Linked DNA regions of Mus musculus: region 1 is linked to region 2. Evidence: chromatin loops called from intact Hi-C (ENCODE). Cell type or tissue: left cerebral cortex. All regions are shown on one strand. Each heading gives the region's core, and the rest is flanking DNA. Links, peaks and the distances in the headings are about the cores only. Region 1 overlaps Glis1 (GLIS family zinc finger 1). Region 2 has its middle 27 kb from the start of Gm52673.

The links. A loop is a pair of places that touch in the nucleus more often than their neighbours do. Peaks named below come from ENCODE experiments on the same cell type or tissue, not always from the same donor. Only the 100,000 strongest peaks of a DNase experiment are listed, where the experiment ranks them.
Region 1: a loop joins it to region 2, with 8 times the contacts of the local background. A loop is called at or near these places in 7 of 42 quality-filtered maps.

Annotation. Positions count from the first base shown.
Region 1 is chr4:107,483,721-107,489,090 of GRCm38, forward strand. All of the region lies in intron 2 of Glis1 (GLIS family zinc finger 1), which reads left to right. Among named protein-coding and RNA genes, the nearest start is that of Gm46866, 51 kb to the left of the region's middle. In left cerebral cortex, for the core only: a CTCF peak has its summit at 2,377; DNase peaks (open chromatin) are centred at 2,375 and 2,734.
Region 2 is chr4:107,650,833-107,656,202 of GRCm38, forward strand. No RefSeq gene overlaps it. Among named protein-coding and RNA genes, the nearest start is that of Gm52673, 27 kb to the left of the region's middle. In left cerebral cortex, for the core only: a CTCF peak has its summit at 2,310 (motif pointing left); DNase peaks (open chromatin) are centred at 575 and 2,286.

The DNA of each region.
Region 1 (5,370 bases), core at 288-5,287, 170 kb before region 2:
CTCACGCTTAGCTGGCTTTCTTATCCTATCTGACCGTGGGATCGTGCCAGCCACAGTGAGCTGGGACCTTCTACACCAGTTAACAGTCAAGACAGGCTCCCACCGGCTTGCATGTAGGCCTGTGTGATTCGGATAATTCATCTGGGGCTCTCTTCTCAGGTAAGTCTAGGCCGTGTCAATTTGACAGTTAGAACTAAGTAGGACAGATGAGTTTCCTGGCTCCAGAAGGCTGGGAAAGGAACAACAGGGCTTGTTTTAGATTTGCTCCCAGGAGCAGGGCCACAGACCCACCCCACTGACAGAAAGAATCAGAAAGTTGGTTCCAAAGAGGCCAGATGGAGTCTTCTGACTGGGAGGGGTTTCTGGAGACCATCCCGTCCACAGTTTTCTCTCCACACTCCCTCTACAGCTGTCCTAGACCGAGGGGTTTCCTCCCCTCTTGTTCTGCTTCTGACTGACCTGTACCCATCCACTGAGGTCTCCCCTGAGCTCCGTGGCCCAGGAACCCGAAATTTCTAAGTTTCAGGAGAATTGCACCAAGGAAAGTCTGGGCTGGTGGTCCTACCCCCTCATTACATGTGACAGATTCTCCTCACAGACATGGACTAGAAAATACCCATGGGCTGAGGCCTGGCTTCCTTCCCAAAGCAGGCAAATTGAAATTGAAATTTCTGGGCCTCGGCTTCGCTGTGTGGTGGGATGGACAGCAGTGGCCCGTCTCCAGGTGGTAATTCCTAGGTTCTGAGAACTGGGAGCTGCTGTTTCTATCTGAAGACCCCTGGCCAACTGTCCACTGACAGGACCCTCTGTGCTGTGGGAATGCCTGTGTTTCTCCACCTCTGTGCATAGGCAGAACTGGGCTTCTGACCCTACACAGTCCACTCCATGTATTTCCCAAGGAGCTAGGGCCAGGAGCAGTGGAGGAGCCCCACACCATGGGGATGCTTTCTAAGTGCCAGGCACTTCAGAGATGTTTATTTCCCCCCACAGCTCTGGCACGAGGAGACCATTGTTCCCATTTCATACATGCGCTGCCTAAGGCTAGCTTGGAAGGAACATGGGGCAAGCACCAGAGGCCAGCTCCTCCCTTGAGCAAGGGGAAGACTGGGAACCTCGGGATGGACAGTTAGCACGGAGAGTTGTGGGAAGGGGGGAGCAGGGATGGCGTGAGAGCAAGCGAGAGACAAGGGTGCTCCTGGCGGGTGCCTAGGCCTGGGTCCAAACAGAGTGAGGCCCAGGCCTTGGGAGACGTCTGGTCTGGGTCCTTCTATTTATTTGCACATCACCAGATGTAAACTAATTTGTTTAGCAAGAAAAAAAACATTTTTATTGCCTTTAAACTGGGCTGTTTCCCTCTGGCTGTCCATCCTGCACTGGTAGACTGGCCAGGAAGCAGAACTTTTGGGAACAGTGTGAGGTGAGGTTGAGGCTGCGATGTCTTGTGTGGGGTGTTTGTCCGCAGCGGTTCCCTAGCAGCGCCTACTCTGCCGCAGCAGCCCGTGCATCCGCAGCCCAGGCATCTCTAGCAAGCTGCAGGCTGCGCTGTGTTCTCCTGTTCTCTTCTGGAGGCTCCTGCTTGGACTCCCAAGAGGAAGCCTGTTTGGTTCCTCCCGCTCTGCTTATTTTGACACGTGGCAGTGTCCATTGTTAACTATCCCACCATACCTCATAGACAAACCACAGTCTTAGGCGGACTGTCAACCCCTTGTGTGGAGCTCATTTCTGTCTGGGCTCCTGTTTGGTGCAGGGGAAAGTGAAAGGCGCCTTAAACACAGGAGGAAGGAGCACTCAGGTTTCAGGGTACTTACTGTGTATGCCAGCACTCAGGTTTTAGGGTGCTTACTGTGTATGCCAGCACTCAGGTTTCAGGATACTTACTGTGTATGCCAGCACTCAGGTTTCAGGGTACTTACTGTGTATGCCAGCACTCAGGTTTCAGGGTACTTACTGTGTATGCCAGCACTCAGGTTTCAGGGTACTTACTGTGTATGCCAGCACTCAGGTTTCAGGGTGCTTACTGTGTATGCCAGCACTCAGGTTTCAGGATACTTACTGTGTATGCCAGCACTCAGGTTTCAGGGTACTTACTGTGTATGCCAGCACTCAGGTTTCAGGGTGCTTACTGTGTATGCCTGCTGCTGGGTTAGGTCCTTGCTGTAGGTCGCGTCTTAATCTTTGGGACTGCAGGGTAGGGATCACCATTCTCGCTCTGCGGACAGTGCTCACAGAGCCCAAGAGTGGAGTGTGAAGGAAGGCTCGTTTGTGCAGAGCCCACTCCTCTCCCCTGCAAGTGCTCCAGAGCGAGCACCTGCACTTGGAGGGGTTCTCAGAGCTCTGGGTGGAGAAGGTGGAGGCAGGAAGATGCCTTGCCTGGGCCCTAGAGGGTGCTAGAGGGTGTGCTTTGAGCTTAGAGTGGGGGGGTTGAAGGAGAGGGAGGGTTGCTTCTGGCCCCAGGACCCAAACCTGGCCAACTGGAAGGGCAGTTCTGTGTCTAGAAAGGGGCCAGGTTCCTGCTTGATCCACCCAGTTTTCCCCTAAGGGATTGGTCTGTGACCAGGACAGTGCGTGAGCTTCTGCTCTGCTGGGTGTGGGGGCCTCTCTCAGTGAGTGAGTATCCTGGGAAGTACAGGGTGAGTAGGTCACAGTGGGACCAATGCAGGCTCTCTAGGGATGCTGTTGAGGCTGCCAGCTGGGGTGCAGTGCCGTGAGTGACATGCGTGGTGTAGGGAAGAGGGGTGAGAGAGGAAGAGAGGCGCAGAGAGATGGGGAGCTTCAAGGAAGCTGTGACCAGCGCTCAGCCTACACAGAGGAGACCCAGCTGGCACAGAGAAGCTCTTCTACTCAGGCTTGGACGGCTACTTGCCAGAGGGTAACTAGGAGTCTGGCTCCACCCAAGGGTCTTTTCCTATCCCTGTCCCTCAAGTGGAGCCACAAAGCTTGCAAGTGATGCTTGTGGTGTGGGGTGTCCCAGATTGCTTCTTCCTCTAGGCTCGATCTAAACCTCAGACCCCAAACCAGAGCAAATGGTGCTAATTTGCTGAATCCCAAACTGAACCCAGGGATTAATTTTTTGTACCTGAACCAAGTCTATGATTTCTTACTGGAAATAAAGAGAGAAGGTTCTATTTAATTTAAAGTCTAACCGCCTTTTCTCCTCTACGATTGCCCGGAGTTGCTTGGACAAGGTCCTGTTGGCTGTTGGCTCTGGGTGATTTTACAGGCTGGGGTGGGGATGGAGTGGGGAGATACAGTCCCCATTGAGAGCTTTTGAGGGCAGGTTTGGAGGAAAGGGTGGTAGACAGTGTCAGCTCAACAGAAGCAGCCAGGGGGCTGGATGGAGTCTGGGTCTTTCTGTTCCCTGCTTGTGTAGTAAGCTCTCTGGAGATGGGAGAGCTGGCCTGTTGCCTGGAGTGAGGGGAGTGGGGCGCAATGCTCTGGAGGTCTGTGCATGAGGTCAGCCACACAAGCTGATCTGGGTGATGCTACCTGCCGGCATGGCTTCGTTTTTCAATATCCTCTTAGGTTTCCCCGAAGACCAAAGGCAAATTAGGGTGTCCCTGCCGGCTGTGGGGCATCATGGTCCCCTTATTTGAGGCTGAACCAGGTACAAACCCAAGCCTCTGATATGGGGGGGGGGTAATGGGTGGGATACAGGCATCTATGTCCACTCATCCTGTCTCTCTGTGTGCTGCACGCAGGTCAGTAAACTTCTCTAAGCCTCATTGTAGGCGTGGGAAAGATGGCCTAGTGACTAAGGGTGCACTCATAGTGTTTCTCCAAAGGACCCAGGTTTGGTTCCTAGCACCCACATCGTGCAACTCACAAACACTTTAACTCCATGTCCAGGGACTTCCAGTGCCTTCTGGCATCAGCAGGCACCACATGTGTGTAGTGGACATAAACTCACACATCACACACACACATACATAAATAAAATAAAAATAAATGAATTTTTTAGAAATCCAGAGAAATAAGACCCTGAGGTACTGAATGTCTTGTCCTAGCTAGGATTAAGGCCACCGCATGGAGTAACATACAGAAGGTGCTCAGAGAGCAATGGTTGTGTGAGTGTGGGGATGAGAGCAGACTCAGGAAAGAGGCCATTTGGGGAATTTTAGCTTATTGAAGTTATGTAGACCCCACTTCTGACCCCAGTCCAGCAAAAGTGGGGGTGTTTGAAAACCAGCTGTTGCTTGGTTACAGGCTTTGTGCCTCTTCAGCCTGTGTGAGCTCCTGGCCTGACGCTAGCGAGCAGTACTGAGTTAGCAATACTAGGTCATCAGTACTGGGTTGGTAGTACCAAGTCAGTGATACTACATGCTGACCTATTACCATGGCCACAGTGAGGAGGGGTCTCAAAGTCTATCTGCTTCAACTCCCCCTGGCTCCTGGAAGCTTGGCTCTCCATATTCTGCTGGGATGACCTCAGGCCTCAGTCTTCCTTCTGTAAAATAGAGCTGTCAGGTCCCTTCTAGTGCTGTAGGGTTGTGAGCTGGCATCCTTTAATGGAGACAGCATTGACTCAGTCTCAGAGGGCTGTGCTGAAGCCCTAGGTTTTGCTTGTCTGCCTCTACTTGAGCCACTTGAGTCTTCCCTTGCACACCTCTTGGAAGAGTGGTTCTCAACCTTCCTAATGATGCAACCCTTTAATACAGTTCCTCATGCCGTGGGGACCCCCAACCATAAGGTTCTTTCATGGCTACTTCATAACTGTAAGTTTAATGTTATGAGTTGTTATATAAATATTTGATATGCAGGATATCTGATGTGCAGCCCCCACAAAGGGGCTGAGAACTACTGTCTTGGAGGTCATGGGCCTTTGTCCTGGACCTGGGCTGGGTATGCCATGATGTCCCCTCCGTGTTTCACAGGGTCACAGGACTCTGGGTCAGACAGGTACTATCTGTGCATGCCTTGGGAGCACAGTTACCTGGTTTCTGTCCCCAGAGACAGAACCTGAGGCACCAGGAAAGGAAATGACTCAGGGCTATGGTAGCTGCCAAGGGTTCTCACCTCCCAGGGCTGCAGGCTTGCTCACCCAGTTCCTGGGCCCTGTCTCCATTGAGCCTCACCATAGAGCAGGCAGGCCCTGAGAATTGTTCTTTTTGGCGGTTTCCAGGGGTGTGGAAGTGTTGGTTGTGACACACACTTCAGGTAGTGCTGGTCCAAGTCGCCCTGACCCAGGGACTGTGTAGTTTCTCTTCCCAGGGCTCCTTTCCTACGTCCCTGCTGAGTAGCAGGCCACAAAGGCTTCGGTGTAAGCTTTAGAGTGTCACTGTCCTGCGTGGCAGAGGGATGTGTAGGGTAGAAGGAGCTTTCTCTTTTTTTCTGGGAAAAATTAGGTCCATGTAGTTGGATTTCATCCTTCTA
Region 2 (5,370 bases), core at 282-5,281:
AGTGTGAGAGAGAAAAAAAAAATCAGAACACGTTACTGAGCTGGTTAAATATTTACCAATTCGTGGTAACATATATCTGGAATATGGATTCAATGGAAATATGTGTGTTAAAGCTCCCAGGAGGGGTGTGTGTGTGTGTGTGTGTGTGTGTGTGTGTGTGTGTGTTGGGAATCATGAAAAGAAAGGGAGTATTTTCTACCCTCCTAGATGCCCATAGAACTGTCTCCAGGGACTGGCTCGGGTTTAACACACTGCTAGGCAACCTGGGACTGTGAATGCAGCTGCCCTGGAAGAGGAAAGAAGGTTGGGTTGATGAGGTCATTTGGGGGAGGGGTGCTGGTTACCATAGAAGTACGACTTTTTGAAACAGCCTTATTTTTATTACCTTGAGAAAAATGGAAATCCATATTACGTGCATGTAATCAATCACTCTGAGCAAGAAAGGCATAGAATAAGACTCAGCAAAGCTAAGTGTCCTGCGGTGGACAAGTCCAGACAGGAACTGAGTCAAGCTCAGCGACGCCCAGTGACAGCAGGGATGCTCTCAGGAACCGACCGTGTGAGGACGCGCTGTAAGCACACTCAGACTTCAGAGCCAGCTGGCTCCACCCTCCAGTGCTGGAAAGAGTTTAAACCGTTCGGTCCTGTTCACTTCTGTGGAGTTAGCAGAGCGCAGGAGAGACAGATGACCACGATTTGCGTGTGTTTGATCCTAAGGCTTTTACTTTCAAAGAGAGGAAAAAATACGGGACCAAGGGAACTTCTTCTCATTGACCGTGAATTCTCAGGCCACAGAGCAGTGGAGACGATTTCCATAACGTTCCACCTCACTCGACACACATTTCCCAGCAGCCTTTGATGCTTCAGTGAAGAGGTCCCCAAGTGCCACCCCACTCCCCACATTTGCCCTGTAGCCTCAGCTCCTACACCCCCTCCAATCTGCACTCCTCAGAACAGGTCGGGAGGGATATTTGGGGGGGCGTATATTGAAGGTACCAGGATTCCTGTTAGTGTACACACACACACACACACAAGCTCATCAACCATTGGTCCTCCTAAGCTGGTAGGAGTTATATATCCCTGTTAAGTGGTATAAAGTTCAGAAGCCCAAGCAAAGCCTTGGGTCCTGTCCCTTTTCCCTCACTAGACTATTGCTCTATGGAGCCACTGGTATTGTGTTTTATAAAAAAGAAAAAGAAGCCAGAGATATGTTTGGTGGAAGGGAGGTATGTGTGGGGGAAAGGGGTGCCTCCCTTCCCCCTGAGGAACCAGCCACATGAAGACTATATTATAGAATAGAGTTTATTTAGGGCATGGGGAGGGAAGTTGAGGGGGTAGTAGAGACAGAGAAAGGCAGACACACACACACAGAGCGAGAATGAGAGAGAGAGAGAGAGAGAGAGAGAGTATAGGTGGGCCGTGAGCATGTGGGGGGGAGGGGAATTGGGAGAGAAGGGACAGAGAGGGAAGAGGGGAAGAGAGGAAGAGCAAGAGGAAGAGTAGAGAGTGAGGAGGGGGCAAGCAGCCCCTTTTATAGTGAGTCAGACACACCTGGCTGTTGCCAGGTAGCTGCGGGGCCTAGAAGAAATGTCAACAACCAGGACCCCATTCTGATCATCCACTATAGGTTAGCACTTTCCCTCTAGTCAGGCCTGGTCCAGTATGAGCTCTAGATCCTCAGCTAGGACAGGGGGTGGTTGACTTTTGAATAAAAGAAGAGAGCAGTGAGCATTCAGCCTCCGCCACCCCCCCCCCCCCGGCGTGAGCTGCCACCCCTCACAGTGCCTTATCAGCAGGTGGACACACACCCCTTACATCAGGGCCTCTTGGGGTAACTGCTCTAAACACAAATTTCTGACCTATCTAAAGTCTCCTGGTGCTTAAAGTCCCTGCCCCAGGCTCACCGCCTTCCTCCAGGGGGCAGCAGATAGAATCAGAGTCCACCCACCTCCAGACCCAGCACTCGGCTTCCCATGCTGTGGGGGCTCATGACTGTACATCTGAAAGCACTGGCTCTGTTTCCTCTCTGTATGGTCAGGCTCCTCCTAAAACTCCTACGAGGAGTGAGGGATGGGCCAGGGTGAAACAGCAAAGTCTAAAGCATCCAGGGCACCTTACAGTTAGGAGCCCCGAGGCTGTGGGTGGGCAGTGGAGAGTGAACATACACAATTGCAGGAAGCAGAAGGTGGCAGGGCCCCGGGGGCTTCTCCCAGTCTATGTGCCTTCTGCATCCTGCTCCACCGCAGACTGGAAGCTGGAAGCAGAGGGACTACACTCAGGCAAGCCTTGGGTTGGGTCCTAGCGGCCCCTTGTGGCCATTTCTCTGGCTCTCTCCACCAGCCTGCACCTGCAGGTGGGAAGAAACCTAGGTCCAGTAAAGGCTGCCCAGGGCTGGGCTATGTGGTGAACTTGGCCAGAGGGCTGCAGCCCCTTGAGCTCACTGAGTGGCTTGGGACAAGCCTCTGAGCAGAGCCAAACCAGTAGTCAGAGAAGCTTGGACAGAAGGACCTCAGAGGACGTGGCTTGCCCTTCACAAATTCATCATATAGAGGGAAACTGAACCGTGGATCCTGGCAGGGGGCCACGTGACCTACCTTGGCATGAGCACAGAGCTGGGAGAGAGCCACTGTGTGCTGGAGAAGGGGGCTTCCAGGGCCAGAGGGGCCTGCCCCAGACTCTCATCCCTACCTGACTCCCTTCCCTGACCCCGCCACCCCCAGGTGACCCACCTTCCCTTCACTGTCTCCACTCTTCTCCCTCCCCAGAGCCTTCTTGGATGCCCGCTGCTCACCAGTCAGGTTGGGAGCAGGAGTTCACATCCTAGCCTCAGGAGATCCCCCGAAGCCCCTCTCCCTGCCTGAAATCTCTCTGCCGAGTCCGCACCACAGATGCCATTTCGAGGACCCTCCAGAGCTCGCCATGCTCGATTTCTCAGAACCAAGGTCCCTCCCATGTCCTTTGCACATAAGCTTCATCTCCTTCTTCCTCATCTGCGAGACCCCATGACAGCTGGCCACACAAACACACAACACACGCACACAGATGCACATATACATACACACACATACATATGCATGTAGACACATGCATATACATACATATGCAGATACACATATACACACGTATACATAAACACGCATACACATGCAGATACATGCACCTATAAACACATATATACATACACGTGCAGATACACATACACACACACACACACACAGTAGACTTCTTTACCACCTATTACTATTTGGCCACTTCTAACTCAAAAAATTGTTTTTGGATGGGGGTCTCATTATTAAGCTCTGGCTGTCTCAGAACTCTCTAGACCAGGCTAGCCTCAAACTCACAGAAATCTGCCTACCTCTGCCTTCTGAGTGCTGAAGCTGAAAGCATGCCCCACCATGCCTGGCCTCTTGCTCGGTTTTTAGAAGCTGGATTCACACGCACTCATGGTTCCTTCCTGGCCCACGGAAGGAGCTCTAAACTGTCTTCATTCCTAAATCCTGTGGGCACTGCACTGTCCCGCTCAGCAGCTTGCCAGAAGCACTGCCCAACTCCTGCTTGACTGCATCCCTCCCAGGATGCACCTGTCCCTGTCTATAGCTAACCCTCTACTGTCATGGGCTGGCAGGAGCATCCTTCTCAGTGTGGTGTTAGACTTAGCCCCAGGATCCAGCCCCATCCTGCCCTGCCTGATAGCTCCTCCAACTCCACATCTAAAACTCTCCCTGACCCCCAGTGTTCTTGTCTCTTGAATCAGGGACCAGGCCTTGTCATGATTCTTGGCTGAAACTCCCTCAAGAATGAACCCGGACATACCCTGAATGACACAGGGACACCAGAGCCACACAACAGATGGCACATTTTTGACCTTCCTGGTTGTCCTTCATGCTGGGTTGACAAAGTCTTCTGAAGATGGAATGGGAGAAGACATTCTGGGTCCCCCACCCCGGTTATCAATAGGGAGGGGAGTCTGCTCAACTCATAACCCATCAGGATCTCTCCACATACCAACCCCAAACCATGCCAAGGTACCCTCAACACCAGAGGATACTGTACCTCCCGCCCAGGGCTCCTGACAGTGCTAAAAGGCTTCTTTGTGGGGTGCAGGAAGAAGGTGTGTGTGTGTGTGTGTGTGTGTGTGTGTGTGTGTGTGTGTGTGTGATGCAAGTGCCAGTGTGTACACGTGGAGGCCAGAGGAGGCCATCTCATGCCCTATTCTACAATGCCTCCCCTATTCCTCTGTGAAAGGGTCTCTCTCTGCCTCTGAAGCTAGGCCAGCAGCCATGGAGCTTGGGACATCCTTGTCTTTCCACCCTTCCCCCTTAGCAGTAGGGTTACAGGCACGGTGGTGGCCATGCTCAGCTTTTAACTCTGGCTCTGGGAACTCCAGCTCAAGCACGTCTGTGCAGCAAGTACCCTGGTGTGCAGTCATTTTTCCAGCCCCACGTCAGAGCCTTCTTAGAGACATTTCCCTTGAGAAGCCTTTCCATTTGCCCAGGCTGGTGTGGCTCATCCTGGGGGCCCAGGCCCTGCTTCCTTCCCTGAGATCCTCAGATATGAAAGCCTGTTACTCACTTCAGAGCATTCACACCTGTCACTTTTTCTTCCAGGACCCACTTCTGTCCCATCTATCCACATTCTGATTGCAGTCCGGCCCTTGCCTCTTCTAGCTGACTACAGACCTCCACCTCTCAGACCCTAGTCCTCTTCTATCCCAGCCTGCTGGGCTGGATGACCCAGCCTGCACTCACACCTGTCCCCTAGAGGAGTTGACAGCTATGCCTTCCTATGCTTGCTCTACCAGAGAGATTTGCATGTATCCAGCCTGCATGGCATATAATCACTTGATGATTATCCATGTCTTACACACGGAAGCGAGGCTCCGTGTCCCAGGCCAAGTATCCAGTCTGTGCTGGGAAGGGCTTTCCCAGACCAGAGTTCCACAAGAACCAACAGCCGTTCCAAATGTGGTTTAAATGGAAACCAGCCTTGGAACTGCTCCCCGCCCCCCACCCGTTCTGGATGGAGGCTGTGTGTCCTCTTTCATGCTGTTTATTCTTTTGAACAAATTGTGAGTTTTACAAGACATTCAAAGTCTGTGGTGGCAAACACATGTCCCCGTGGTGAGTGTCACTTGGCTCACTGAAGTGAGGGCTGCGAGTGCAACAGGCGGCCACACGGCCCCTCCTCCTTGGGCTCACATGTGAGGCTCACATCTTGCTGCACCAAAAGCCACCTCAGGAAGAAGCTGTCTCCACCTCGGTGTCCCTTTCACATCCCTCAACCCCACACTCATAGTTCTGCAGAAGTCTCACAGCATCTGAGGGAGGGTGTGGTATGCCTACCTAGGAGAGAGGGGAACAGGTGTGC